2 separate regions of the Mus musculus genome follow, and region 2 is linked to region 1. Evidence: chromatin loops called from intact Hi-C (ENCODE). Cell type or tissue: heart. All regions are shown on one strand. Each heading gives the region's core, and the rest is flanking DNA. Links, peaks and the distances in the headings are about the cores only. Region 1 has its middle 21 kb from the start of Gm4577. Region 2 overlaps Mucl3 (mucin like 3).

What was found. Peaks named below come from ENCODE experiments on the same cell type or tissue, not always from the same donor. Only the 100,000 strongest peaks of a DNase experiment are listed, where the experiment ranks them.
Region 2: it touches region 1 in a loop (7-fold over the local background); 27 of 42 quality-filtered maps call a loop at or near these places.

Annotation. Positions count from the first base shown.
Region 1 is chr17:35,717,721-35,732,849 of GRCm38, reverse strand. No RefSeq gene overlaps it. Among named protein-coding and RNA genes, the nearest start is that of Gm4577, 21 kb to the right of the region's middle. RefSeq lists an enhancer at 11,065-12,997. In heart, for the core only: a CTCF peak has its summit at 7,055 (motif pointing right); a DNase peak (open chromatin) is centred at 7,069; H3K4me3 peaks cover 533 bases; H3K27ac peaks cover 3,229 bases; H3K27me3 peaks cover 648 bases.
Region 2 is chr17:35,627,244-35,642,372 of GRCm38, reverse strand. It overlaps Mucl3 (mucin like 3), which reads left to right. Exons shown (of 3, transcript NM_001033366.3): 2 at 3,750-5,017; 3 at 5,388-6,618. The coding sequence ends at 5,540. Among named protein-coding and RNA genes, the nearest start is that of Gm9573, 8.2 kb to the right of the region's middle. In heart, for the core only: CTCF peaks have their summits at 6,582 (motif pointing left) and 8,153 (motif pointing left); DNase peaks (open chromatin) are centred at 5,771 and 6,442; H3K4me3 peaks cover 869 bases; H3K27ac peaks cover 743 bases; H3K27me3 peaks cover 1,553 bases.

The DNA of each region.
Region 1 (15,129 bases), core at 2,314-10,313:
ACATAAAAAACCTAAAGCAAGGAGAAAAAAATTAAGCCTTTCTTCCTCTCTGATCACTTTGCACATCCACAGTAAGGAGGGTTTCCCACACTCGTCTGGGAGCCTTCTGAATGGCTAGTGGCTGGCCTGTGCCCCTCCCATACTCAGGTGAAGCCATCTGGCTGGGACCACTGGCTCATTCAGGCAGCCTGGGGAATCTCTCTGGGGCAACTGTTCTGTGGTACTCTGTGTCTTCATTTTATGATTGTCTCCTATTGGCCTCTGGTGATGAGACCTGAACTAACTAACTCTGTGAGTGTGTGTGTGTGTGTGTGTGTGTGTGTGTGTGTGTGTATGTGTGTGTGTGACCAAGCCCACTCAGTCAGTCAACAGGTTCTCCAGTGCGGGAGTCGGGATTAAAAAGAAAAAGGACAGTTAGACAACATTGTAGGGTGACCCCAGTCAAGTCTGAGACTGAAGGCAAATTTTTATTTTCCAATCCACTTTTTATATCTGTCTGTCTGTCTGTCTCTGTCTCTCTCTGTCTCTCTCTCTCTCTCTCTGTGTGTGCGTGTGTGTGTGTGTGTGTGTGTGTGTGTGTGTGTGTGTGTGTATACACATGTACCAAATGAAGACTCAGGAGCCAGATGCTCTGGGGAAAGCCTGCTGGCTCAGAGAGGCAGAGAAAGCACCCAGCTGACCTTCCTCCGTCACTGATGTCCCAGAAGGAAAAGCTCCCTCTCCATGCTGTCTGTCTTAAATACCCTTCAACTCAAAGAGACTGCTGTTTCTCTTTCCTGGGTCATCTTATGTTCACTCCCTGTCAGCTGGTTGCTTCTCTGCCTCTTGATCCATGGCTGACTTTGTTTAGCTCGTGTTTACAGAAAGCTCTGTGGTAAAGGTCTAGGGCTGAGCCACATCACAACAAGCGTTTTTTTTTTTCCAGTTCACAATCTCAGGGTTCACAGTGTGATCAAATATCCTGCAACAGGAGGGCTGGTACACAGACATCATTCAGTAGGGCTGCTCCCTGGCTCTGAGCTTCGCTCCAGTGAGACATGGAAACACTAGGCATAGTTGCAGTTAAGTTTCCTCCAGGTATCTGTGGAGTCTTTAAGCAGCTGGGCGGGCTGCCGCAAAGGGAGTGATGATGGCTGACATCTGAGAGGCAGCTAGGCATGCAGGAGGGGCCCATCCAACCATTCACAGAAAGCACTTGCAAGGGTGTTTCCCATCAAGACTTGCCCCAAACTCGACACAAGACTCGCCAATTCCAGAGTTGGGTGTGGAGGTACATGCCTGAGATCCCAGCCCTTGGAAAGCGGAGACCCATAAGGACCTTTGAGTCTGAGGACCGCCTGCACTTCGTGAGATACTGTTTCAAAACAGGACCTCAAGTCACTCAACAATAGAACTAGTAATTCTTTCCATTCATTCATTCATTCATTGGGGAAGTGGCCAGGGCACCCCTGTGTCTTGGAGATCAGAGGACAACTTTCAGGAGCACTGCTGTGTCTTGGAGGTCAGAGGACCTTGGTTCTTGATTTCCTCTGAATGGACCCTGGGCAGAGGCTCATCTGGCTTAAGGGTAAGTGCCTCTATGAGCTGACAGCCCAGAGCTGAGGGACCTCACTACACTTACAGAGCAAGCACTGCTTGACTCTGCTCAGTGCCTCGGGTGCCTAAGCCACCTAAGCTGTTTGTTGAATGCTCTTTCTTTCTGTTCCACTGTGGTTTCAGGTTTGTTGTTTTGATTTTTGGTTGTCTCTGGGTTTAAGGGTGTACATCACCAGGTCCAGCTGTACTGGTGTTCTTTGTTTGTTTTGTTTTCTTTTGTTTTGTTTGATTCCAGAATCACTTGCTTTGAAATAAACATAATACCCTTGTTATCTTTCCAAGTGACTAGCATCTTTTGAGTCATTCTCTTTTCTTTTCCTTTCTTTCCCTTCCTTTCCTTTTCTCTTTTCTTTTCTTTCCTTTTAATTTTTTTTAATTGGATATTTTCTTTACTTGCATTTCAAATGTTGTCCCCTTTCCCAGTTACCTCCCCCAAACCCACTATCCCATCCCCTCTCCCCCTGCTTCTATGAGAGTGTTCCCCCACCCACCCAATCCTGCCTCCCCATCCTCGAATTCCCCTACACTGGGGCATCGAGCCATTGCAGGACCAAGGGCCTCTCCTCCCATTGATGTCTGACAAGGCTATCCTCTGCTATATATGCGGCTGGAGCCATGGGTCCCTTCATGTGTACTCCTTGGTTGGTGGTTTAGTTCCTGGGAGCTCTGGGGGAGGGGGGCGTCTGGTTGGTTCATATTGTTGTTCCTTCTATGGGGTTGCAAACCCCTTCAGCTCCTTCAATTCTTTTTCTAACTCCTCCATTGGGGACCCTGTGCTCAGTCCAATGTTTGGCTGTGAGTATCCACCTCTGTATTTGTCAGGGTCTGGCAGAGCCTCTCAGGAGACAGCTATATCAGGCTCCTGTCAGCATACATTTCTTGGCATCCACAATAGTGTCTGGGTTTGGTGACTGTCTATGGGGAACCGTTCTTTTGTCTCCAAGGCTGCATCTGCCTCTGGCCTTCACATTCTGTGGGCGGTTTTCTTAGCCACTATTTTCTGCCTACATTGCAATACTGATTTTTAGATGCTCTTTCCATCTCTGCACTCCTTCTTCTCCTCTCTCCTTCCTGTCTCCTGACTGCAGTTGCTGGCCCCAGAGGTAGGTAGGTGCCCAGGAGGTTTTGTACGGCAACTGGGACTCCTGGCCTGGGATGACCCTTGGGAATGACCCACAGAGCCAGGGAAGTGAAGCCCAGATGCAGCGGAATTCCCCATGGAAACTCATAGGCTCCCCCAGGCCAGTGTCCCAGGCAAGGAGTTATTTGTAATTTTTTTCTTTTTTTTTTAAAGATTCATTTATTTATTATATGTAAGTACACTGTAGCTGTCTTCAGACAATCCAGAAGAGGGAATCAGATCTTGTTATGGATGGTTGTGAGCCACCATCTGGTTGCTGGGATTTGAACTCTGAACCTTTGGAAGAGCAGTCAGGTGCTCTTACCCACTGAGCCATCTCACCAGCCCCCCCCCCCTTTTTTTTCCTGAAGATAGTGAAAGAGAGACAGGGAGAGGCAAATCCCAGCTTCTGATGTACTTTACTTATTTATTTTGAGATAAGGTCTCATATACCCTAGGCTGGTCTTCAAATCATCTTGTAGCCTGAGATGACTGTCTTAGTCAGGGTTTCTATTCCTGCACAAACATCATGACCAAGAAGCAAGTTGGGGAGGAAAGGGTTTATTCAGCTTACACTTCCATACTGCTGTTTACCACCAAGGAAGTCAGGACTGGAACTCAAACAGGTTAGGAAGCAGGAGCTGATGCAGAGGCCATGGAGGGATGTTCTTTACTGGCTTGCTTCCTCTGGCTTGCTCAGCCTGCTCTCTTATAGAACCCAAGACTACCAGCCCAGAGATGGTCCCACCCACAAGGGGCCTTTCCCCCTTGATCACTAGTTGAGAAAATGCCTTACAGTTGGATCTCATGGAGGCATTTTCTCAACTGAAGCTCCTTTCTCTGTGATAACTCCAGCTGTGTCAAGTTGACACAAAACTAGCCAGTACAATGATCCTGAACTTCTGATCCTCCTGTTTCTACTTCCCTGGTGCTGGGATGACGTGAATTCATCACCATGCTTAGTTCGGATGTTGCTGGGACTTGAACTCAGGGTGCTAGGCTTTTGCTGCAAGCACTTTCACTTACTGAGCCATTTACCGGCCCCCAACTTGGCTGTCTTTTGCTTGCTTTTTAAAAAAAGATTTATTTAGGGCTGGTGAGATGGTTCAGTGGTCAAGAACACCAGCAGCCACATGGTGGCTCACAACCATCCACAACAAATAAAAAACTTATGGGCCAGAGCGAGTGGGGCTGAAGCAAGAGGGAGAAAGGGAAGGGATTCATTTATTTCTATCATGCATGTATGGTTGTTTTTGCTTGCATGTATGTCTATGCATCATATGTATTCATTGCCTTTGGAAGGAAGCCAGAATACCCTAGAACTAGCGTTTTAGACAGCTATCAAGTGCCACATGGGTGCTAGGAATGGAATCTAGGTTCTCTGGAAGAGCAGGCAATGCTTTAGCTACTGGCCCATCTCTATAGCACCCCCTGCTCCCATTTTTCTCTCTTTTTTTTTTTTTTTTTTTTTTTGAGACAGGGCCTCACTATGTATCTCTGTCTATCCTGGAACTCTCTGTAACCCAGCTGGCTTCAGACTCACAGAGGCCCCTTAAGGATGGGGTATTAAAGGTATGAACCTGGCCCCAACATAGGGTTTTAAACTGTTTCCTCCTGCTCCTCCTGCTCCTCCTCTTCCTTCTCTCCCTCCTCCTTCTTCTTCTTTTGTTTACAAGACATAGTTTCGCCAGGCGTGGTGGCATACACCTTTAGTCCCAGCACTTGGGAGGCAGAGGCAGACAGATTTCTGAGTTCGAGGCCAGCCTGGTCTACAAAGTTCCAGAACAGAGTCTCGAAAAACCCTGTCTCGAAAAACCAAAAAAAAAAAAAAAGGCATAGTTTCTCTGTGTAGCCCTGGCTGCCTGGAACTCTGTAGATCAGGCCAACCTGGAACTTAGACATCCACCTGCCTCTGCCTCCCTATTTGGGGTTAAAGGTGTGTGCCGTCACTGCCTGACTAAGTATTTTTCTTTAATAGGGGGCTTCTCACTGCCATGTCTTAGAAGCTGCAGGACTAACTTCTCTGGCTCAGTAGCAGGGCATCTATCTCTGCATGGGTGTTAATTACTGTGGCTTTAAGCACCTTAACAACCTCCAATCACATGCAAATCTCTCCAGGCTCAAGTGGAAGGCCCGGTAGGGTAGCGGAAACTGAGAACCAAGGAAAGTATGTCACCCTCCTCCCAACCTGGAGAATGCATTTGAGGAGCTGTGATCTCCAGGGTTGTGCCAACATTTAGTCCCCGAGAGTCCCTGGCTCTCATGTGTGCTCGGGACCTCTCCTCCCTCAAAACCAGGGTGCCCAGGGTGTAGCGGAGTTCTAAAAGCCCAGTGAGTACATTGTCCAATGTTGCAAATCCTCCTTGATTTCGTCAATGGTTGCTTCCAGCAGAGGCCGAGCCCAAGAGCTGCCCCCTCTGGATGCCTCTTCTGACACACCCTTCTCAGCGGCGCAGGACAGGTGCTCCAAACAGGATGCTGCAGAGGCAGTGGGCCCTCCTTTGCAATATGCAGCAGGTTTGTCTTAGCCACAGGAAACAGATTCTAAGATCCCCAAGTGTGAGCAAACATTCCTGAAAAGAAGCCATGTCTGGCTGTGGACAAAAGGGCTCCTGGAAGGAGTTTCTGTGTCTCCAGAGACTGAAGGACAGGTTGGGGTTTCAGTGATGTGCAGAGATTGGACTGTTGTAGGTTCAGAGGCTAATTACTTTATCTGGGTTAGTTTTACCTTCTAGAACAGCCATTCCTTGCCCCCCCTCCCCCCGCTGTATCTGAACGTTAGTTATCCCCATGATAATAAATAAAAACCGCTTGGAAGCTACTAGCTCAGCGGAACACTAGCTTCCACCAATCCCAGAGCTAAGATGTCATCAGATAGCATCTTGCATCAGATAGCATCTTGGCCTAGAAAGTCTCCATGTGACTGCCTCGCTGTGTGCCTACCGATGTGTTTTCAGCTTATCTTGATTTATGACTTTGTGAATGGAAAAAAAAAAAACAAAGAAAAGAGAAAAGGAAGAACATGGCTGTTCCTGTGTGTGTAGATAAAAGGGGCCACTTAGCTAGAGGCAGGGACGTCTGGGAGAGCCAGTGTGAGCATGGCACCCTGAGCCAGGCCATGTGAGGAGAGGGGAGAGGCAAGAGGGTAGGCAAAAAAGTCAGGTAACCAAAATGGCTGAATTATATAGGAAGGGCAGGCCAGCCCCTGGGTTGGAGTAATTTAGGGTAGGGGGCAGGATATGCCAGCCATACCCTGTAACAGGTAGGAACCAAGAGATTCTGGGAGAACCTGCCAGCCAGGTCTGCTTTGATATGCTCAGTAGGCACCTCAGCAGTTTGTCCTGGGTTTGAGACCTAGCTCTCTGTTCTGTAAAACTATAAAAATGTTGGAACAGGGAATTTGGGAGTAACATAAATTTGTGTTCCTGGGCCACAGTCAGCCATAAAGTCTCCAGAATAAACTCTCTCTTATTGCTTTTCAGATGAAAGCTTTATGTCTTTAGGTTGTCACAGGGAATGTGTCTAAAGCCAGACAGTAACAGCCTGTGTGGATGCTTCATGTTTGCCTGATATATCAGGAGGAGGCCAGGAGTGTCAGGCCACTTAAAGCTTATGGGCTGCTCAATGGGTTCTGGGAAGCAAAATCCTGTCCTCTGCAAGAGCAGTATGTACGTGCCTGTGTGCCTTTAACTGCTGAACCATCTCTGCAGCCTCTAGCTTTTTTATTTTTATTTTATTTTTGTAAAGATAGGGTTACCTTGAATTCCTTCTGCCTCTATCTCTCAAGTTTTAGGATTCCAGGCACATGCCATCATCTGTTGCTTAATTGATAAACTAGGTACAATAAGAAATTAACAACAGCTAATCATAGGACAATTATAACGGTATCCCCTATAGGAGGCATTTAGAACTATGACTGTTTGTTTCTGGAATTCTCCACTCCATATTTTGTGGCGTGGCTGACACAGGAGCGTTTGAAAATGTGAAGACTAAAGCTTTAGATAAAGGGCAGCTACTGTACTGAGAATGAGGCCCCGTGCCAGGGACAGGCACAGTAACCCTGCGGTCCTGGCACCTTTTGCAGGGCGGGGATTTGGGCATGCAGCGGAATGGAGCCCTGTGAAGTCGTCTCAAAGTTACTTTAGACAAGCTGCATAGCCAGACTGTCTCCTGGGCCGCCTGTGCAAGTTTGTTCCAGAGGCCAGTTCTTCCTGGAACTGGGTGTCAGCTCAGGACAGAGAATGCCAGGAGTGAAAGTTGGCGCTGAAGGGAAAAAAATCCAGTCCTTCAGGAGATCTCAGATTGCATGGCTGCGCTGGGCGGGGCTTGCAGTTCAGAAGGAGGCCACCAGGGGACGCCCTTTCCACACTTCACACCTAGAGGGCACGCGCGCGTCTGTGTGCACTGCAAATGGCTTTTCTGTGAGTGCAAAGTCATGATTCAGCTTTCCTAACTGACCTATTCAACCCAGTCTTCTGCAGCAGCTTGGATCTGTCGCACTTCTGAGTTACACGTGCCTCTAGTTATGTAACACAACAACCCTTGACAATGTGCTGGGGAAGAGCAGTAAGGGCTCTCACTTTTCAAATGCCATTGGGACTTCTCCTTTGCTGTCAGGGTCACAGTACAGGGGTTGGAGACCCAGCAGAGGGATGAGACGGGTGCGGGTGCTGACCCATGAGCCCCTGCTTCTAGATGAATTCCACCACTCTCCAGAAGGTACCATCAGTGGCATTAAGAGGTTCAAGGCCAGCCAGACTATGGTGGCGCATGCCTTTAATACCAGCACTTGGGAGGCAGAAGCAAGTGACCTCTGAAGACAGCCTGATCTACAAAGCAAGATCCAGGACAGCCAAGGTTACACAGAGAAACCCTGTCTCAAACACTTCAATCTTTCCTCTCCCACCCCACACACACAAAAAAAGGTTGAGGACCACTGGCAAATTCTCCTTACTTCTGCCAGGTGTTATAGAGGCCAGGGTGGAGCTTCAGCAGTGTGGCTCAGGGCCTGTCAGGCTGACCTGCCCACCCAGCACAGGCGAGCGGAGGACATAAGGGCAGAAAATGGAGTGAGGGCTGAAGAGGCAGCCTAAGCCTAAGGTGACAAGCACCCGAGGGCCTAGCCCAGCTTTTGTTTGAATGGCATAAAGAGTGTCTTGCAATGCCATACACACTGTGCCTCTAGCAAAGCACTGCTCAGAGCAGCAAAGATGGTGTTGGAACACCATCCAGTAATACCATAAGTATTTCAGGATTATGGGACCTGAATGGCTCTGAGGATGCTTCGTTTTTCTAGAAAAGGACCATGTTCAATGCCGGTGCTACCAGACTGTCGATGTGTAGGGATGGGGTCTAAGTTGGGAGAGGATAGAGGAGCTGAGGTGCTGGATACCCTGCGGCGTCTGTGAGGGGGGCCGAGAGCCTGGATGGCAGTCAGCAGGTGAATGCTCACCTTGCGGCTTTTGCAAAGGGGAGACAGCTGAGTCAGTGGCAGGATGGAGGACACAGAAGGTGTTGTGATTATAAAAAGATAAAGAAATATTAAGTTATGTTCTAAGGGGGATGTGGGGAGGTGTGGGGGGAGGGGGTGTCTCAGCGGGCCCATGTCAAGGCATCCCTTCCCCCTGAGGGACCAGCCACACGATGGTATAGTATAGAATAGAGTTTTGTCAGGGTGTGGGGAGGAGAGTTAGGAGGGTAGCAGAGGCAGAAAGAGGAAGAGAGTAGGGAAGTAGAGGCTGGCCATGAACAGGTGGAGAGTGGGGGCAAGGGAATGGGTGGGAAGAGAGGAGGAGCAAGGGGGCAAGAGAGAGAAGCAGGGGTAAGAGAGGGAGGAGGGGGCAAGCAGCCCCGTTTATGTGGGCCAGACCACTGTTGCCAGGTAACTGTGGGGGTGGGGTTTAGACAGAATGCCAACAGAAGACACCCCCTTGCTGGGTCTCCTCAGCAAGCCAGGGCGAGGAGTCACAGCTCACGTTCTGCCAGGCATTCACAGTCGATGCAATAGCGTGGCTGTGACCTGGACACCTGAGGATCAAGAACACCCAGGATCCCTGTGTGGAGCTAATGTCTCTCACCCAGCATCTCTTTTTCATGTGTGCCTGGTGCCCAGGGAAGTCAGAAGAGGGTGCTGAATACTCTGCACCAGGAGTTACTGATGGGTGTGAACCACATGTGGGTACTGAGAACCGAACCCAGGTCCTCTGCAAGGGCAACAGGTGCACATGAACCCTCTGCGCCACCCCTCCAGCCCGGATAGTCTCCTTTTCATCTAAAGGATGAGAGAGATGGGAAGATGGCTCTGTGACCAAGAGCACTCACTACTCTGCAGAGGTCCTAAGCTTGGTTCCTAGAACCCACATCAGGGGGCTCACAACTGCTTGTAACTCCAGCTCCAGGGTTTCTTGTTTTTGTTTTTGTTTTTTTCGAGACAGGGATTCTCTGTGTAGTCCTGACTGTCCTGGAACTCACTCTGTAGACCAGGCTGGCCTCAAACTCAGAAATCCACCTGCCTCTGCCTCTGCCTCCGCCTCCGCCTCCGCCTCCGCCTCCGCCTCCGCCTCCGCCTCCGCCTCCGCCTCCGCCTCCGCCTCCGCCTCCGCCTCCGCCTCCGCCTCCCAGGTGCTGGGATTAAAGACGTGTGCCACTGCCACCCAGCTGCTCCAGGGTTTCTAACACCTCTTCTCAATTCCATGGACACCTGCTGTTGCAGTTTGAATATGGGGGGCCGCATAGGGAGTGGCATTGTTAGGAGGTGGCCTTGCTGGAGGAAGTGTGTCACTGCGGAGTGGGCTTTAGAGGTCTCCTTCCTCGAAAGGAAAATTATTTCGGATGGAGAATCCTTCGGTTAGTTTATTGTTGTTTGACAAGATCCCAAACTCACTGTACGGGTCCCAAACTGATTTAGAATCCCAGGCTGCTTTTGAGTTCTGAGTTTGAGCGAAATTATTACAGGTCTGGCTAACTCTGAAGCAGCCCCAGTAGGAATAAGAAAATTTATCAAAACCTGCTTAGGTGGGGTGGCTCATGCCTTCAATCTCAGGACTCAGTGGGTAGAGGCAGGGGGAATCCCCGTGAGTTCCACACCAGCGGTCAGAAAAGGGCATCCGATCTCCTGGAACTGGAGCTGCGGATGGTTGTGAGCTGTCTGTCACATGGGTGTTGGGAACTGAACTCAGGTCCTTCGGAAGAGCAGCCTGTGCTCTTAGCTGCTGGGCCACTTCTCCAACCCCGGTGTTTTCAAGAGTAAGTGGCCAAGAGCTGTCAAAGGCCTGAGGGATGTGGCGCTGGCGCCTAGCTCCAAATCCTTTCGGTTGTAGCTGGTGAGGAATATTTTAAAATTTCCCCTCCACCACCTTCTTGCTATCCCTCTCCAATCCCAGCATGCTCAGCAGAGGAATTTGATTTCCTGTTTCAGAGAAACGTTCCTGTTTCTGGGAAGCAAAGGGAATCAGGACAGTTCACCTTTGTGCTTGATATCTTCCTTGGTATTGTTTTCTGTTTTATTTTTTGATACAGAGTCCCGATATCTAGTCCAGGCAGGCCTTGACCTCATGGTAATCCTTCTGGCTCTGCCTCCTGAGTGCTGGCTGATTAAAAAAAAAAAAAAAAAACATGGGATACAGAACAGCGTGTAGGAGAAACTGTTCACAGACTCTTAGGTGCCAATCATTCTGCCAAACTGGTACCTTTGCAAAAGGGTTGCATGAAGCCAGGGAGTGTGGCTCATGCCTGAAGTCCCAAAACTCAGGAGCTGAGGCAGGAGGATTGCTGTGAGCTCCAACCTCCCCCAACCCTCATGGGTTACATAATGAGATATGATCCCAAAATGAAAGACTGAAGGAACACCACGGTTGCATGAAACAGGTGTTAGTTCCTGGCTGTGTCCCCTTCCAGGATCCCCAAGCTCCACTAAGCCAGACAGTCATCTTTGCACTCCACCAGCCCTCAGCTTGTGTGGTCCACATCAGCCTCAGGAGTTCTGCCCCAGGACAAGCCATCCAGAGCTCGAATGTTCTCACTGCCAAAATCCCGAGGTCTCCTGGTGGCACGGACTCCACTACTTGTCTACGTGAGGCTATTTGTGGACTCGGGAGTCCATGCCTGGCCAGCCACGGCTTGTCCAGGTACTCCCTACCTCCCACTCTGCTCCGTAGGGAGCCTCCCCTGAGGGCTTGCTGGGCTGTGAGCTGCGGAAGTAGGGACAGCTCCATGGCTTCCCAGAACAAGGACTCTTCCTCTTGGCTTCCCTCAAAGGCCCTGGGCTCTCTGCATACCTCCTATCACATGATCCTCACCAGACATTCCAGGCTCTATCCCACAGAAGCCTTCTGAACTCTGGCCTCCTAGGCCAAGGGAGTCCAAAGTCCTTTTTCTTCGTTTGTAAGTGAGGTCAGGTAAAGAAAAGAAAAGCGTAAATTACCTTCACTCACTCGGCCTCCCACAAGTCTGTGTCTTATGGTCAGAAAACTGCTGCCACTGGTGGTGCTGTGGCGGTAGCCCTATGGGAGTGACCTCAGCTCTGAACTGAAGGTGCACTGTGGAATGTCTTGAGGACATTTTTGTTATTTTTGTCTGAACAAAGTCTCATGTAGGTAGCCCAGGTTAGCTATGTAGCTCAGGATGACCCTGAACTGTTAATCTTCCTGACTCTACTCCTCAAGTGCTATGATTATGGATATGGGCCACCATGCTTGACTAGGACATAAAAAAATGTTTTTTCGGTGACAGGGGACCAAACTCAGGGCCTTAGGCTAAGCAAGAGCTCTATCAGTTCTGCTCCAGGCTCCGAGCCTTTGTACTGTCTTTCTTTTTTGATACAGAGTCTTAGTAGTTTCCTCAGCCTGACCTTGAATTCCTGGTCTCAAATAATCCTCCTGCCTCAGTTTCCCAAGATAATACAAACATGCACCATAGCACTTGGCCTAAGGGCAGCCTTAGAAAACATTAGTCATGTATATGTGTGGCTGAGTGAGTAAGTGTACGTTTGTGCTCTCAGGGTCCAAAAGAGAGCCGCAGACCCCAAAATCTAGAGCTGAACCCATTGTGAGCTGCTCTGGGGAGCCTGGGGGGAGGTGAAGGTCCCGGGCACTGCACTCGGGTCCTCTGGCAGAGCAGTATAGGCATGTCTCCAGCCCCACAAAGCAATTTTTGTTGTTGTTGTTGGGTGCCCAGTACAGCCAATGTGGACCCAAGAGGGAAGGAAAAAAAAAAAAAGAGTGATAAGAAAGAATGTGAAGGTGAAACAGAGCAGAAGACAGAAAACTAGTAGCGGTGGGAGGACTCACGCAGGAGTGGGGTGGGTCGCAGAGAGGAAAAAAAGAAAGGTGTGAGAGACGGTGGTGTCGAGGAGGGGGAGGAGGAGGGGAGGCAACGCAGTGAGGGAAAAAAGAAGAAAGGTGTGAGGGGCAGCCGTGGCGGGGGTGGCTGCCAAGCCCTGCCTGGAGAAGGCTGGCGTTCCCAGTCCCTGGGGGCTGGCAGTGGCCTCCCATCTCGCCTCCCTCTTCTCCCAGCGAGATGCTGACATCGGTCTCTGGCGCCTTCCCCATCTCTTTAATATGCGGAGTGTGGAAATGTGTGTTGCTCATTCCTCACAAGCAGCTGGAGACTGAGATAACTCCCTCCCTGGAATGTAGAGAATTTGGGGGTGCTGCAGAGAGGCAGAGAGCGAGCTAGCGAGAGGGCCTCTCGGAGCTGTCAGCAGGACCTGGACAGGATCCATCTCTGAAGGAGCTGGGCCTCAGGACTGGGGGAGGGGTGGATGGCAGTCTTAGAGAAGGGTCCCTGGGATACTGGTATGTGGTTATGCCTGTAGGGACCGTGCCTTAAAAAGATAGGAAGTGGGGACTGGAGAGATGGCTCAGCAGTTAAGAGAATTGACTGCTCTGCCAGAGGTCCTGAGTTCAATTCCCAACAACCACTTGGTGGCTCACAACCCTCTATGCGGGGATCTAATGCCCTCTTCTGGCATGCAGGTGGACATGCAGATAGAGCACTCACACATAAAATAAATAAATCTTAAAAACAAAAACCAAAGAAGTGGAAAATCGATGCTGAAGCCACACGCTCCCATCTTGCTGTGCAGTTGGAAACTGAGTGCCCCAGGGCCTTCTTTGTGATTTCTTGTCCCTCTCAGCTGAGCAGGGACTCTAATGTCCTCCTTATCCTTCAAGGTTAAAATTCAAGGACAGCAGCACCCAGGCCAAGGACCCATCTCTGTCCCCTGAGCAGCCCTATCTGGGGTGTCTGATGGCCGGGAGCCCACCTGACCCAGCCTCTCTATTCAGTCTGTCAACCCCTTTTGGCAATTCTCATAGACACCTCAGGTCTGTGACCCACAGCTGTTGCTCAGACTGTCGCCTTGTAACTTGAAACTATGAATGCTGGCCATAGGAAACATTTGTCAATTGCGGGGTAGGAGGGAAGATGTTTGTCCACTGTTGTGGTCTGAATCAGGCATGTTCTAATGAGCTCACGGGTTTGGTCCCCAGCATAGCAGGAAACGGGATAGCAGGGAGTGGAGCCTTTGGGGGTGGGGGTGGTGACTATATCACTCAGGTTCTGACCTAATAACTAGGGTTAATCCATTTATTTGCTTATTTTATTGAGATTATTTGTTTTGCTTTTCTAAGACAAGGTTTCTTTGTGAAGCCCTGGCTGTCCTGGAACTCGATCTGTAAACCAGGCTGGCCTCGAACTCAGAGATCCACCTCCTTCTGCCTCCCGAGTGCTGGGATTAAAGCTGTATGCCATCACAACTGGTGCTATGATTTTTGTTTTAAGACATGATCTTATATACAGAAGGCTGTACCATAGCTGACGACGACCTTGAATTCCCAATCCTCCTGCCTCTATCTCCCAAGAGCTAGAAAATAGGTGTACGCTACCTTGTCCGACTGTGGTTTGGCTTTTGATGTTGTTTTTTAAACAGCAACTCACTATGTGACCCATGCTGGTCTGGAACTCACCATACAAGCCAGGATGACCTTTGACCCAGGAAGCTTTCCTGCCTCTGCCACCTCAGTGGTGGGATCACAGGTGTGCCCTACCATTGACTTTTTTCTGTACCAGGACCTCACACTTTTGTTTGTTTGACCTCCCACTGTTTGGAAGGCTCCAATTCCCAGCATTAATTATTTATTTCCCAGAGCTCCTTTTGCCTTTTTTACTTTATGTTATAAACAACTATTTTTTTTTAAAGATTTTATTTATTATTATACGTAAGTACACTGTAGCTGTCCTCAGACACACCAGAAGAGGGCATCAGGTCTCATTATGAGTGGTTGTGAGCCACCATGTGGGTGCTGGGAATTGAACTCAGGACCTTCCCAAGAGCAGTCAGTGCTCTTACCTGCTGAGCCATCTCGCCAGCCCCAAACAGCTAACTCTCATTTATGTTATTCATGCTTTTGCACACATTCCACAGTGTGTGGTGAGGGTCAGAAGATAACTTTTGGGAGTTAGCGCTTTCTTCCCACCATGTAGTTCCCAGGGATTGAACTCAGGCCATACGGCTTGGTGGCAAGCCCCTTCACTGCCTGAGCCATCTCTCTGGCTCATGCTTTCCCTTTAAAAAAACAAACAAACAAACAAACAAACAAAAAACCAGCAAACAAACTGTACTTTAGGACGAACGTTGAGAAGTTCCCAGTGCTGAGTTCAGTCTCTAAATGAAGTTCATCCTTCACACACAGGACATCAAGGATCATCCTGCCTCCCAAGGGATCAAAGTCTCCAGGGTGCACACGGCCGAGGACACCCTCATGACAGCATGAGGTTCCCATGTTTAACCTCACGCTCAACACCCTTGGAGACCACACTGCAGTCAGGCAAACCTGAGACAATGTTTCTCAGAGCACACACCTCAGAGGAGTGTCTCACCATCACCAGGTTCAGTCTGAAGACACAGGCTTGGTCACCCAGTCTGAAGCGATTGACCGACGTCTCCTCGTCTTCCACAGGCTTGACTCACCGGAAGCAGTGCGCCATCCTCGCAGCAAGACATAAGAAGCAAGTAGAACAGCTGTATTGATACATTAACTGCTGGGTCAGCTAAAGTTAAGAGCTAACCTCTAGGGCTGGTGAGATGGCTCAGTGGGTAAGAGCAGTTGGGTGCTCTTACCCACTGACTTGAATATGAATCTACACCACCATACCCAGCTAAACTAACTCACTTATGAATTCATAACTTAATAGTTGTAAAAGTGACCTTCCTCTGGAGTTCAAATCCCAGCAACCACATGGTGGCTCACAACCATTGAGATCTGACTCCCTCTTCTGGAGTGTCTGAAGACAGCTACAGTGTACTTACATATAATAAATAAATAAAATAATTTAAAAAAAAAAGAGCTAACCTCTAGACAAGGGCCCCTCATCTAATAAATCAAATCTCAAATCTGTAGCAGGAAGGGTTG
Region 2 (15,129 bases), core at 3,482-11,481, 92 kb after region 1:
AGGTGGAGGCTCCTACCCCGAGCTCAGGATCTCGCTGGGGTCCCATGGAATGGCAGGGGCAGGGGTTGAGACTCTTTTGTTGTTGTTGTTTTGTTTTTCGAGACAGGGTTTCTCTGTGTAGCCCTGGCTGTCCTGGAACTCACTTTGTAGACCAGGCTGGCCTCGAACTCAGAAATCCTCCTGCCTCTGCCTCCCAAGTGCTGGGATTAAAGGCGTGCGCCACCACGCCCAGCTGAGACTCTTTCAGTGCCTCTGACAGCCTTTATTTTACAGAGGACTCTGTTGGTATCCCGACCTGAAATCCATGCTCCTCCTACCCAGGGAGCTGAAGCTCCCTGAAGTCTCAGCTTCCCTGTCTCTGAACTTACCTGCTCCTCTTTCCCCGCGTCAGCGGAGGTCTACCTGGTGCCAAGCTGCTGCACAAGCAGAACAGATCTGTAGGGTCGCAGAGGAGAAAGCTCGTGCATTAGAACACAGGAGAAAGCTCGCTATAGTCACCTGGAGATTTTCATCAGGACAGAAGGCAGGATTCGGCAGGAGTAAGGGGCGTGGTCAGGGAGGGCTCTTGGAGCATGGCAGCGGGGAGGGGGGTGGGGGTGGGAGTAGGAGAGGGGCAGAATGCAGGGAGAAGATTCGGGGTTCACAGGTACATCTGAGCGAGTTGGTAACATGTAATGAGGACAAAGTATGGGCTGTGAGCCAGGGCTGGGCATATGTCTGGGTTTAGCAGAGAAAGAAGTCAAGGGAGGGAGAGAAGAGGTCACCCAGGGTGGGTGAAGCCCCTGGAACACTGTTCTGGTGTGGCTCAGCGTCTGTCCATGATACCTGTTTGCCCCCAGAGGCAGGTTGGTGCAGAGGTCCAGAGCCTGCACACAGCATTAAATCCTGCACACAGCATTAAATCGTGCACACAGATTAAATCGTGCACACAGATTAAATCATATACACAGATTAAATCGTGTACCTTGCGACATCACTCGTTAACACAGGAGATGTCACTCCTGGGTCTTTCAACCTTTGGGAGTCACAAGTAAATTTGTTGTTTTTTCTCTTTTCCTTTTTTCCTTAATGTACATAGTGGAAGGCAGTGTGCATTCTAAAGTCTTTTTTCTTCTCTCTCTCTCTCTCTCTCTCTCTCTTTCTCTCTCTCTCTCTCTTTTAAAAGACTGATTTATTTATTGTATGTATGTGAGTTCACTGTCCTGTCGCTGTCTTCAGTCACACCAGAAGAGGGAGTCAGGTCTCATTAAGGATGGTTGTGAGCCACCATGTGGTTGCTGGGAATTGAATTCAGGACCTCTGGAAGAGCAGTCAGTGCTCTTAACTACTGAGCTATGTCTCTAGACCGTCCTCATAGCTTTAGACAGCCCTACTTCTGTGGTTTTTCTCTTCCCTTTTGGGATTTCTATGTCAAACTGGGTCACAAGAGCTGCTTGAGGGCCCTTCCCCCTCCTCAAGAGACCAGGCTGGCCTTGAATCTTGATTTGACTTGATATGCTCTGACACCCCCTCTCCCTTGCTGGGTGTCCCTGAGATTACTTAACCACTCTGAACCTTGTTTCCTTGGGTCTAAAAGTTGGGAGAACAGAAAATAATTCTCACCCTCAAGAGGTTCTTGAGACAAATAGATGAGGCTTTCAGGAAATACTCAGCGAGAGTTACCAGTGCTATTGCTAAGGGCTGGCCACTTTTTCTGCAAGGTTCTAGTTTCATCGATGGAAAAATGCAGGAGACTCACAGCTTCTAAGAGCCTGGTGAGGTGTGGAAGCCCAATCATGAAAGAATGTCTCTAGGAAGAAATCACACGCCTTTAATCCCAGCACTCGGGAGGCAGAAGCAGGTAGATTTCTGAGTTCGAGGCCAGCCTGGTCTACAAAGTGAGTTCCAGGACAGCCAGGGCTATACAGAGAAATCCTGTCTCGAAAAAGAAAGAAAGAAAGAAAGAAAGAAAGAAAGAAAGAAAGAAAGAAAGAAAGAATTCAAGTGCTTGACTTACTGCATTAGCTTTCTGTAACTGTAACCAAGTACCTGTGATTATCGAATTCTGAAGATGAAAGTTTTGTTTGAGGTCATAGTTTTTGATGAGTGTATCCATGACTGTTAGCCCTGGTGCAGCCCATTCAGATAGGAATGTATGGGCGGGCAAAGCCAGTCACCGATTGATTGATCAAGAAAAAGGCAGAGAAAGGAGCTGGCCTCCTAATGGTCCCTTCAAGGGTATGCTCCAGTAACCCAACTTCCACCCACTGAAGGTTCCATCACGGTGCCAAGTTGGGGATTAAGCATTTAACCCCTTTGGGGGCAGTCTAGATCTACTCCGGCACCTGGACAATGGTGCTCCCAACAACTGAGAGGAAACTTCTGTCAAGGGAAGAGGAGAATGGAGTGACAGGGAGCCTTGCCCCTGGCAGCTGAAAACTCAGTTTCCCTCTGGGGCACCGGCTTCTCTATTCTCCTCAAGCCCTTGTCAGATCTTCCCATGGTTCTCTCTAGGCCTGAATACCCAGCCCTGTTCTCATCAGTGGAAAGGTGGGTGGATCTCAGTTTCCCACCACTAGGAATGGGTCCAGATTCTAGGTGCCACCTTGAGCTGACAGTGTTGACAGTTTCAGTTACAAGTCTACTTCCTGGCAACCTCCCAGTTCTCATTCTTCAGGCCAGATTCGGAAACACATCCTCTGTTCCTATCTAGGTGTTTTGTTTTGTTTTTTTTTCTTTCACTGAATTAAGGCCCGTATCTGTCCACTGATAAGGGTGTTTTCCTTCACACCCTGTCCCTAAACAGAACCCCTCCCACAATCCAGCTGCCTGGCTCACCACCGTCAGGACCTGGCAAGGAGAGACCCTTTTCCGTCAAAAGAAATCACCGTCATCTATTCCCAGACATATCTACAAAGAAGGGGACCCAATGGGGTAGACAACACAGGCTGAACTACTGTATTCACCTCCCTCCACTCAGACCAAACTCTGTCACCCACCAGGATGGAAGTTTCCGTCTTTCTCCCTAACCATCTTCTGTCTTCTCCTCTTCTCACAACCTCTCTGCTTGAGTTCTGCTAGGAGTTTGTCTCTGTTTCTCACATCACGTCATGTTTGGGTCAGACCCGGGATATTACAGAAAGACAAACGGCTCTGATATGAATTTAACTCCTCTCAGTTCTTCCAAGCAAAGGGAGTTCTAGTCTATGAATTTATAAACCCTAAAGGAACGTCCAACAACAGAATACCAGTCAACCCCGGCTCTGAAAAACTTCTAGTTGGATAAGGGGCGGGAGTGGGGGTTGGGGGGAAGAAGTCACTAGTAACAGGCACACAAGCAGCTGAAAGGTGATTGGAAGGTGAGCGTAAAGATGGTTTTGATTGACAGTGCATCAGCCAATGGGAGGACCGTAGTAGTCTAAGTACTGCCCACAGGAGATTGTAACGACCAATGAGAGATGACACTAGGTCTTCTCGTCTTAGAACCAGGAAAGATGCCAGAACGCTGAGAGGAAATCTGAGGAATGCACGTGGAAAGGAGAGGGGTATACATTTTTCCCCGCTGAAAGTACAGTTCAAGCAAAAGTTCGGCATCTAAAGGGGAGGATGGGGTTGAGCAGTGTGATATTCTAATGAGCCTTCCTGAGGCGACAGCTGTGCATCCAGGGATGCCTAGTACAGAGGCAGGCAAGAAATTAGGGAAGTTCCTTATCTCTCTCTCTCTCTCTCTCTCTCTCTCTCTCTCTCTCTCTCTCTCTCTCTCTCCACAGGTGCTAACACATTTCAAGAACTTCAAAAGACTGGCGAACCTCCAAAATTCGATCACTTACTCCCTCTTACTCAGGGTCTTACTCATAGAGCCTCTTCTGACCAAAAAACCTCAAGGCAACATCCTCCAGACCTCCCTGAGGCTACAGCAACCCAGAAGGCCAAAAACCAGTGCAACACCACTCGCCTTGTCAAACCAGTGCACACACCTCTAGACAACGCCAAAGCCGCAGACTATGGAAACACCACTGTCCGTCATGAAATGCCTCCGGCTTCAGAGAAGGATCTCAGCAGTCAAGGAAAACACCTAATGGCCAGGAATGAGCGCTCGGCTGACGACCCCAGATCCACTACCTCAGAGAACGGGTCAGATGGAAAACGTTTGACCTCAGCACCCAGGAGAAACACAAGCTGTATGCCTTCAACAAGGCGAACCAGCTTAACGACGAAATCAGGTATGAGAGCGAGTCCCATGGGGGCCAGTGCCAGCTTAAGGACCACCTCACAGAAGCCCACAACTTTCCATGTCTCAGAGCTCATTAGACAAAGTTCTTCCCCAGTGTATGCCACAGAAACCCCAAGGACCTCATACAACACCCTAAAGACCCTAACAACATCAGGACCTGAACATCACACAATTCCGTTTGCCTCAGACAAGTCTGTCCAGATAACTACAGAACACATTAAAGAGGCCACATCAGCTAGCGAGATCACAAGAACCCAATCAACATTCACCAAGTATGAAGGAAAGACCAGCCCAGCTAGTGAGAGTAGCTCGCAAGCCCAGGTGCTTCCCATAAAACATCATACCACATCGGCCAGTGAAAATACGATACCGGTCTCAGCAAAGTCCACACCATCTACCGAGAAAGCTACAAAACCCACAGCGAGTCCCACCGTATTCCAGAGGAAAACCATAGTAGCCACTAAGACTGTAAGAGCCACAAGAACCTCTGAGAGAACACCAGTATTCTTGGAGACCACACAACCAGCCAAAGCCACAGAAGACAAGTCATCTACTGTCCCTTCTCATGTCCATAAAACGGAGACCATGCACCAAGGGACAGTTGGCTCTTTGACATCCAGAACGAACCTGGGACTCAGCACTTCAGAAGCTCACTACCCCCAGCAGAGCACCCACAGCTTGCCTGGAGGCCTCCATGCTGCTGGGGAAACAGGGGAGAATAATTCATTCCCTGTGTGGGCTATAGTTATTGTGATCCTTATGGCTGTGATTATCCTGCTGGTTTTCATTGGCCTGATCCTTTTGGTAAGGGCAGTGGGACTGGGGGTGGGGGGGCGGCAGGGAGACACAAGAGATGGGGATTGACGAATGATTAGAAGTTAGAGAGAATAATGAGCTGCAGTGGAATATGGGTCTGAGAGAGAAATCTGGGGATTTGGTAATAGTTTTGGGAGTGAAGGCGGGGATACCAAGACAAGGGGACCAGGGCAGAAGTGGGTTGTAGGTGAAATCTAGGACTCTGTATTTGACCCAGGTTTGGAATATGGACCAAAGCTTGGATAGAATCTCGGGGAAGGAGAAGGACAATGGCACAGAATTACGGAGAAAAGCCCTGAGGGTGGTTGAGGGAATTGGACTGCTGGCAATGGTCTTACTCCTCTGTCTGTCACCTCAGGTCTCCTGTGCATCACGAGCACGCCATGTACTGACCCAGAACTCAGAGGAGCCCGAGCCCCAGCCTGAAGACAAAGGGAGCCGCAATTCCTACCCAGTTTACCTGATGGAGCAGCAGAATTTGAATCTAAACCAGATCCCTTCCCCACCATGACCGCGAGACCTGCATCCCCAGACCTTCCAGGCTTAGCCCCTTTCCTGGAAGATGCATTAGATTCCGAATTCATGAACTCAGAAAGGGCAGCAAAAACTAACAGACAAAAGCTGTAGCCCCCATCGGCCATGCTCCTAACTGACTAGCTGAGGAACAAGGCGGTAAGGGCAACAGACGAACATTTGGAGGAGAGAGAAGAAAGAATAACTCAAGTACTCTCCATAGAAAGTGATGTAAGAATAGCATTGATGGACAGCAGGGGCGGGACCAGTACAGGAAAGGGCGTGGCTTGGTGAGGCATCAGCACCTCCACATTCCAAAGACTAGTAGGACCCTGGGTCCCAGGAGGAGTGAAGACAGGTGCTCAGGTTTAAAAACTGATTTATAGTAATTATGTCCACCCCTACCTAAGATGCACACACTTCTGAATTCTTGAGATACCAGATATGTTTAAATTGTTTTTAGTTTTTAAAAAGGGCCCCAAAATAAAGGAAGATTGAACTATTTTCTTCTCTACTCTCTCTTCTGCCTGGAGAGAGAGAGAGAGAGAGAGAGAGAGAGAGAGAGAGAGAGAGAGAGAGAGAGAGAGAGAGAGAGAGAGAGGGAGAGAACCCCTACCCTGCAAAAGGTTACAAATTCCTCCACCCCACGCATAGCTCTTCCCTTTTCCTCGTGAGTCTCTTGGTTTTTCTGGATGTCTGTGGTGGGTTTTCTGTCCGTGGGTGGGTACACACGGGGGTTTATGTTTGCCTGCAGTCTCATCCACTAAGCCTCATCCCCAGCCTTCCCCGGTGGTGCATCTTCTCAGCACTTGGCATTTCTCCATCTTTACCGAAAGCGCGTGCTGGCTTCAACTTGCGGGAGTCACCGTCGTCACTCAGCCCACATCCCCTCTCCTCGCTCTCCACCATGTTCTGACTTTCCTTCTCACAGGCGGTTCATCTATGTGTGCTTGGAAGATTTTCTTTCCAATTTAACCCGTTTCTTTACCTGGTGCGCAAGACGAGGAGCGGGGAGGAAGTGGATAGAGGACAGGCGCCCTCTGCTGGGCTTCTGTAATAAAGCATGATGTATTTCTAAAGTGTGGACTGTGTGGATTCTCAGAGAACTAACTCAGGTCCCTGGCTCTGTGGTTTTATGGGTAACCTTGGACAGAAAAGGTTGGAGGACAGGACTAAGGAGTTCTTTGAAGGGCCAGAGAGAGCGGAGACAGAAATTCTATTCTTTCTAAAAGGTTTCTGGGTTTAGGCAAAAGCTCAGGTCAGTTCACTGTGGATTTATTTGCATGGGGCCAAAATGAGGAGGGTGGGGAATTCGGACTTGATAAGAAAGCTCTGTGTGTGTGTGTGTGTGTGTGTGTGTGTGTGTGTGTGTGTGTGTGTGTGTGTGTGTGTCCTTGCCCGCCTGCACATATGCAATTACCCTCAGAGGCCAGTAGAGGGTGACAGATTCTTCTGATGCCAGAGTTACAATTGGTCCTGAGCTACCCAGTGTTGGAACCCAAACTTAGGTCTCTGAAGAGCAGTGCATGCTATTAACTGTTGGGCCATCTCTCCAGCCCCATACACCGCATTATTAAACATCCATTATATATAGTGTGTTGACATACACACAGAAAAAAAAAACACACACACACACACACACACATAGGGCAATGTTCTCGCCTGGGACACAAATGCAGGAACGCTAGAAGACTTCCACAAGAGTCATCACAGGAAGTGCTGTGCAGAGTAAATAACCTGGATAATGAAATCAATATTTATAAGCAGCCATGTCTCTCTGTTAAGATACCAAAACCATGAGTCCCACAGAACCTCACCCATCATCCACAGAGACTTGATGTCCACTGACCCTGGAGAAAGGTGCCTGAGAAGGCATTCCAGTGCGTCACAGGCCTTCCGGCCAGACTCCAGCCTTAACCAGGCAGCAGGGTCACGAGGCCATCATTTCTACTTTTTCTCTCTCCTCAGTAGTCCCTGCCCTGTCATGGATGATCTCAAACTGTCTGGGTTGCTTCGGGCCAGAAGGACTCTCTGGATGTCCCATCAGGTGACAGGCTCTGCTGAGGGCAGGATGGAGCTGGGCTTCAGAGATGAAGTATCTCAGGGGCCGGAGGGACCCCAGACTTAGACCCCTCGTGACGTCCATGCTAGGTTGGGACTTCTGGGAGAAAAGAAGGTGTGTGATTTTCAGTTGTTCAGGTCGGTGTGACTCAGCATAGCTATGTACAGGGAGTACCCTAGGATGGATGCTAAAGCCCTTAGCCCACTCCTGACCCTGAATTCCTCCAACTAGACCACGACAATAATAGTAGTAGGTAATAATAACAGCAACCTTTCCTCTAGAGTCTAACCATCTTGTCTCTCTTTGCTAATTATTACCCTGAAACCCACAGGGAAGTCCTTTAATGAGCTCAGGGCTGGGCCCACTTGAAGCATAGCTAACTGATGAGCAGCTCTGCAGGGAATGCACTTGCTTTCTGCATGCCTGTGTCCCTGTGCCTCCTGGAGGTCACAGCAGGAACCTGGAGTGCTCACAACCCAGAGGGCAGGTCCCAGAGCCTGGGCTGGTTAGCAAGCTGCAGCTTTTCCTTCTCCTGAGGCTCCACCTGGTGGGTGGATCCTGGACTTCCTTTTCAGAGCAGAGCTGGGCTCCATTCTCCCTGCATAAGATCTGCTAGGTCAGTTTCTGCCTCCATCACAGATGGGGCAGCCTGGATTTCTCTCCCACAGCCAAGCCAAATGCATAAAACTACCTATTCTCAGGGCTGTGTTTCCACGGATACCAGTTGATGTGTTTATAAAAGGATAAAGAGAAGGGAGATCTGTTCCATGGAGGTATAGTTAAGTATGGGGGAAGGGGGTATTTCAGTAGGTCCTTGCCAAGGCCTCCCTTCCCCCTGAGGGATCAGCCACACAACGATGGTAGAGTATAGAATAGAGTTTATTCAGGGCGTGGAGAGGGGAGTTAAGAGGGTAGTTAGTAGAGGCAGAGAAAGAGAGAGAGAGAGAGAGAGAGAGAGAGAGAGAGAGAGAGAGAGAGAATGAGAGAAAGTAAAGAAGACCAGCCATGAGCATGTGGAGAAAGGGGGGAGGGGGGAGGGGACAGAGTGGGAGCAAGAAGGGAAGTGCAAGGGGGGAGGAGGGAGCAAGCAGCACCTTTTATAGTGGGTCAGGCCTACCTGGCTGTTGCCAGGTAACTGTGGGGTGGAGTTTAGACAGAATGCCAACACTAGTCAATCCTCCCATCCCACTAGGGATTCCTCCTGCCCTAAAGCTCTGAAACTGCCCATTGAAACTGAATCTACAGGGCCTTTGTAAAACCACTCGTGATCACCTCGTTCACTGCCATGGTGTCTGGTGTCTCCTTGCCTTCCACACCCTCCAGAATCACCTTGGTACACGCCCACCAGGCTTCCACTACACGATGTGAGACCATAGCAGCTTCAACAGCTTCCATCTGTATCATATCCTCCACCGCAATGTCTGTGCCAATGAGGGTCTCCGGCACACTTCCTGAGGCCACCACTGTCTCTGAAAGAACCCTAGTTAGTGTCCCCACCACTCTGAATACTGGCAAGTCTTCCTCTGCAGCATCTCTGCTCCAGTTCAGGTTCTGAGGCTACTAAAGCTTTTACTAGAGACCCTGGACAATGGCAGTGTCCTCCACAGAAACTAGAGCACCTGATAGAGCCACCACTGCTTCTGTTACCTATCATGGCTTCTGAAAGAGACTCCATGAATAACCTCAACAGCTCCAAACACCTCTATCCTGGACACAGCATCCCCAACATAGTCCTCAGATGAGAAGGACCAGACAGTCCTTCCACTAACTGAATACCTTTCTCAAAGACCGGATGATTTCCCTTATAATAGGGCCAGTATCAATACACACAGTGTATTTAGTCAGGGTTCCCTAGAGTCACAGAACATATGGGATCTCTCTATATAGATTAAGGGAATCTGTTGGAATGATTTACAGGCTGCAATCCAGCTAACCCAGCAATGGGCAGCTGTAAATGGGAAACCCAAGAATCTAGTAGTTGCTCAGTCCCACGAGGCTAGGTGTTTCAGCTGTCTTCTACAAGCTGGAATCCTGAAGACAAAGGTTCCGACAGATGTGCTGGCAAGTAAATGCAAGCAGGCAAAGAAGAGAATCTTCCTTCTTCCATTGTTCTTAGGTCTCCAGCAGAAGGTGTGGCCCAGATTAAAGGTGTGTACCACCACTCTGGGACCTAAACTATTCCTTACTTAGAACTTGCTCTGTCCCAGGCTGGCCTTGAACTCAGAGATCTGCTTGCCTATGTCTCCTGGGATTAAAGGCATGCCCGAGCCTAAGTTTTTCATGGCCACTGTGGCTCAAGATCAGGATCAAAAGCCTGTTGTCTTTCAGCCTCAAGATCTGGATCACAGGTGTGCCCTCCATTTCTGGATTGCTGTTCACTCCAGATATAGACAACTGGGAATAGCCATCAGACATACACCCCACAAACAGGGTCAGACCAGCCGGATATTTCACCCCTGTCCCACAGTTCTCTAGTTTCAGTTGCTATGTGTGTTATAGGACTGAGTTTTTGCACAGTAAGTGAGAATATGTGGAAAAAGAGAAAAAGCATCATTTTAGTATCCAAATAGATTTTTGGTGACATTTATATAATTTTTTTTTGAGACAGGGTTTCTCTGTGTAGCCCTGGCTGTCCTGGAACTCACTCTGTAGACTAGACGACTGGCCTCAAACTCAGAAATCCACCTGCCTCTTCCTCCCAAGTGCTGGGATTAAAGTCGTGTGCCACCACTGCCCAGCAAAATTAATTTTTTATAAGTTTTTATTACATGCATTTACTGACTGCAGGAGGTGGGATGCATGCGCCATGGCTCGGACACGGAGGTCGGAGGAAAACTTGGAGAATTAACATTATTTCCTTATACCATTCCAGTCTTGGGGATTAAATGCCAGTCCTCAGGCTCAGCAGCTGGCACGTTTGCCCGCTGAGCTGCAATATATCTTCGTAAATCTTGAATGCTCTAGAGTGAACAGGGCTGTGGTTCAGGTAGGTGTACCTCTAGACTGCGACATAGACTCAGTTGCCTTCAAAACCACACAGTCTCATGTAGGCCTACCTTCCCGTTCCTGCCTCGACTTCCCTCCATGATTGGCTGTAACCTGGAGCTGTACACTGAATAAACTCTTTCCTCTGCTAAGTTGCTTTTGGTCAGGGTGTTTTGTCATAGCAACAGAATGAAACAATACTATGTAATGGAGTGGGGGGTCCTCTCTGAAAATATCCTGAAGGAGAAGAGATGGCTGGTAGGTCTCCAGGGAATGTGGAGTTGGCAGGAGAGCCAACAGTGCCCAAGGTAAAAGGAGACTGAGCCAGCCATGGTGACACACACCTATAAAGCTAGCACCCAGGGGCTGTAGCTGGAGGGACAGGAATTTGAGGGCAATGTAAAGTGACCCTAGATAAACAAACAAACCTGGATTGACATAAAACATTAAAGAAGAACAAGGAAGCAAAAAGAAACCCATAGAATTTGAGCTTAAGTTATTTTAAGCTTCGTGGACCAGTCCAGGTGGCCTGTCTAGGAGTGGGTCCTCACTCAAATCTAGAACCTGCCCTGCAAATATAAACTAAAATGAAATTCATCCCTCCTAGGAGGAAATACAAGTAAAATTGCCTGTCTCTTGGTATGGTACAGGGAAGGGTAAGAAACACATGCCTGTAAAAACAAACAGTACATTCAACAGTATTTAATATAACTTTCAGCTAGCGTCACACACTGAAGGTCACTCGCAAGACCCTAGTCCCATGACACTGGAGGCTCAGCCTCCTAGAGTCGAGAAATCTTACATAAAAGACTTGGAATTTGTTTATTTATTGCTATTGATTTCTTTGAAAAAGGGTCTCACATGTAGCACTGTCTGGTCTGGAACTCACTACACAGGCAAGGCTGATCTTAAACTCACAAAGATCTACCTGGGTCTGCCTCCCAAGTGCTAGGATTAAAGGTATAAGCCATGCCTGGTCCTTAGATGACTTGGGCTGGGATCAAAGCCTTCCACACGCCCCACCCCCACCCCAGCGTGCTCTCCATACTCTGTAGCACCAGTAAAGTTCCTGTTCCCATGCATGCCCACTTACCATGCATGGTAATGCAGAAACGCGGTATTTACTTTGATTTTATATGTGTGTCTTGCCTGCAAATACACCACATGAGTGAAGTACCCCAGGATCCAGACGAGGATCCTGGATCCCCTGCAACTGGAGTCGTAATTGTCTGTGAGCCATCTTGTGGATGTTAGGATCCTAACCCGGGTCCTTTGGAAGGACAGATAGTGTTCTTAATTTCTAAGTCATCTCTTCAAGTCCTACAAAGGGTGTTTTAAAAATAAAAAATAAAAGCAACAGACTCAGCTTGGTTAAAAGCATTTGTTGTTCTCCCAGAGACATGAATTCAATACCCAGTACCCACAGAGGCAACCCAGCCCCAGGGATCCAGTACCCTTTTCTGCACCACCCCACACCAATAAGTGTTGTTCTTTGATACAGGGTCTCTCTTTGTAATCCTGGCTGTCCTGGAACTTGATTTTTAGGCGAGGTTGGCTTTGAACTCACTGATATCCTCCTATCTCTGCTTCCTGAGTGCTGGGATTAAAGAGGCATACCACCATGCATGACATAAAATTGTTTTTTTGTTTTTTTTTGTTTTTTGTTTTTGTTTTTGTTTTTGTTTTTAAGAGGAGAAGATGGGACCAGGTGTGGTGGTTCATGCCTTTACTCACATCACTCACGAGGCAGAAGCCGGGAGATCTCTGCGAATCTCTGTGAATCTCTAAGGCTATCTTTTAAAGAATCCTCCAATGGCCATGCCTGTGTGTGTTAGGGAAAACATGTGTGTGCTCTCTGAGGAAGGCCATTCCTTCAGCTCGGCTTTCAGAGAACGTTTACCGTCGATATACTCAGGGAAATCCACACAGTGTCAGATATCTTAAGTGTAGAAAGACAACAGGAGAGAGAGCCAAGGAGGAAACAAACAAAATCAAGCTGGCTCGGGTCCATAAAGACTTTCACTGTTAGAAACATTAACTGGGGGCTGGAGAGATGGCTCAGTGGTTAAGAGCACTGACTGCTCTTCTGGAGGTCCTGAGTTCAAATCCCAGCAACCACATGGTGGCTCACAACCATCTGTAACAAGACCTGATTCCCTCTTCTGGTGTCTGAGGACAGCTAGTGTACTTACATATAATAAATAAAATTTAATTTAAAAAAACCATTAACTGTAGAAGCAAATGGGTTTAAATGTGTATGTCATGGCTTCATAGCTGCCCACAAACATCCATGGGCAGCTTTAGGGTCAGCTTTAGGGTTTTTTGTTTTGTTTTGTTTTGTTTTTTTGAGGGGTGGGGGTTAGATGTGTTTATTGAGACAGGGTTTCAGGTAGCCTAGATTGACTTTGAACTTACTGTGTATCTGAGGCTGGTTTTGAACCCCATATTCTCTGCTTCCCCCTCCCGAGTCCTGGTATTCCAGGCATGTGCTATCACACCCAGTTAGATTGACCAAATTGTTTTCCTCAGTTTCTCTTCTGTATGACAATGTTCAGCTGTATGACAATGTTCAGCTGTGTGACAATGTTCAGCTGATGGCACATAAGCCAGTAATGTTGCCTCTCATGAAGGAAAAAGAATAAAGTAAAATTAAAGCCAGGTAGCTCTGTGGTGGTGGGAGGTCTGTCTGGTGTGCAGAAGGCTCAGGGTTCCATCCCAAGCACTACACAGACACAAAAGGAAAAGCAATTGTTGGATCTAATGGTGTATCTATGTCTAGCACTGGGGAGACTAAAGAGGGGATCGGGGTCTGTAGTTTGAGGCCAACCTGGGCTACACAGCAAACCCCCATCTCAGAAAGCAAATTCCCAGACCACAGAAGACAGAATGAAAGTGCTTATGGCATTAGTGCGTGACCTGAAAGATGAGTCATGGGAATTAATAAAGTGCTCCGAGCTTCCTGCTTTGAGGACGAGTAGAGAGATTAGTTACATTTAGATTCTGATCAGTACACACAGTACGACTTTTGCAAAGTAGCCAAATCAAAACTCTGAATTTGCATCCAAGATCCCCACTTCCGGCTGAGTCTGGATTGGGCTGGCAAGGTCTGTTTCTTAGAGAGCTACCAGTTTTAGAACAAGGGCTGCTGGAAGACTGGAGCCTCTTGTCTTAGTTTCAGGAGAGGCCCATCATGGCCACACTGGTACTCACCTCTGAGTCTTATGCAGCGCGCCACGTCCCTTCCTGTCTCAGACCCATTTGTTCCAATCTGTTTCACATCTCCAGATACCTGCCAGCTTTCTCACAACAGGTCTTATTCATGAAAAATGTCCACTCACCTGCATACTGACAGGCAGAAACGTTTCCTCTTGCTTGAGTTTCTCCCCTCTCACAGGCTGACTAACCAGTGGCATCTGTCATCCTGGCATGTGGTATCCCTTCCCCATGTCCCCCAAAACCCTCTGCTCATTTGGATCTGTCCACTCACACTCATTTAGCTGACCATGTGTGCTCTGAGCTGGCAACATCCAAGTGTCCAGACCAAACTCAATGCTCATAGAGGATTCAGACTGTTTGTCTTCCATTAAACTCAGATGCCGAAAGCAGAGCCTGTGACTTACCATGGTGTATACTATGGAAAAATGCCTTGTTGGGAAAGGTGAGGAGGGTCCTAGGTGGGAAATCTCCAATGGAGGGGCACATCCATGGTTGAGAGTCAAGAGGTCTAGGGGGAGGTGACTGGCACTTCGAGGAGGGTTGATGCTTTCTTCATGATTGGGGCTTTCTCGGTCTGGAGAGAACAGGGAAGGATCAGAGAACCTAGTATATTCCTAAAAACCCTTTCTTCATTATCTCAACTATGTGATTCATTCCACTCACAAGAGCTTCTGCCATGACATCATCCACCATGACATCATCCACCATGACATCACCCACCATGACATCATCCACCATGACATCATCCACCATGACATCACCCACCATGACATCACCCACCATGACATCGACCATCATGTTCCAATGAATAGCTTTCACCAGAGCCAAGCATTGGGGGCTGTCTGATCTTGGTTTTTAAGACTCCTAAAATATGAGCTAAAGCAACTTTTTTGTTTTTAAGCCTCCAGTTTCAGCCATTGCCCCAATTAATAGTAATTGTCAACTTGACACAGCCTAGCATCATCTGAGAGAAGTCTGGATGGAGGAATTACCTGGAGTATATTGGCCTAAAGGTATACCTGTAGGATATCTTGATTGTTGATACAGAAGGGTCCAGCCACTGTGGGCAGCACTATCCCTATGTAGATGGTCTTTCACTGTATATGGAAGCTAGCTGAACATGAGCCAGCAAGGGAGCTAAAGAGTGAGAGAGAAAACACAGCCTTTCTGTTTCTGTTTCATGGTTTCTGCCTCAAGCTCCTCCTTGTATCTCTTTTCTGACTTCCCTCAGTGGTAGGCTGTGACCTGGAAGTGTAAGCCTACCAGGCTTACAATCAATCAATCAATCAATCAATCAATCAATCAATCTTTCTCTCCCTAAATT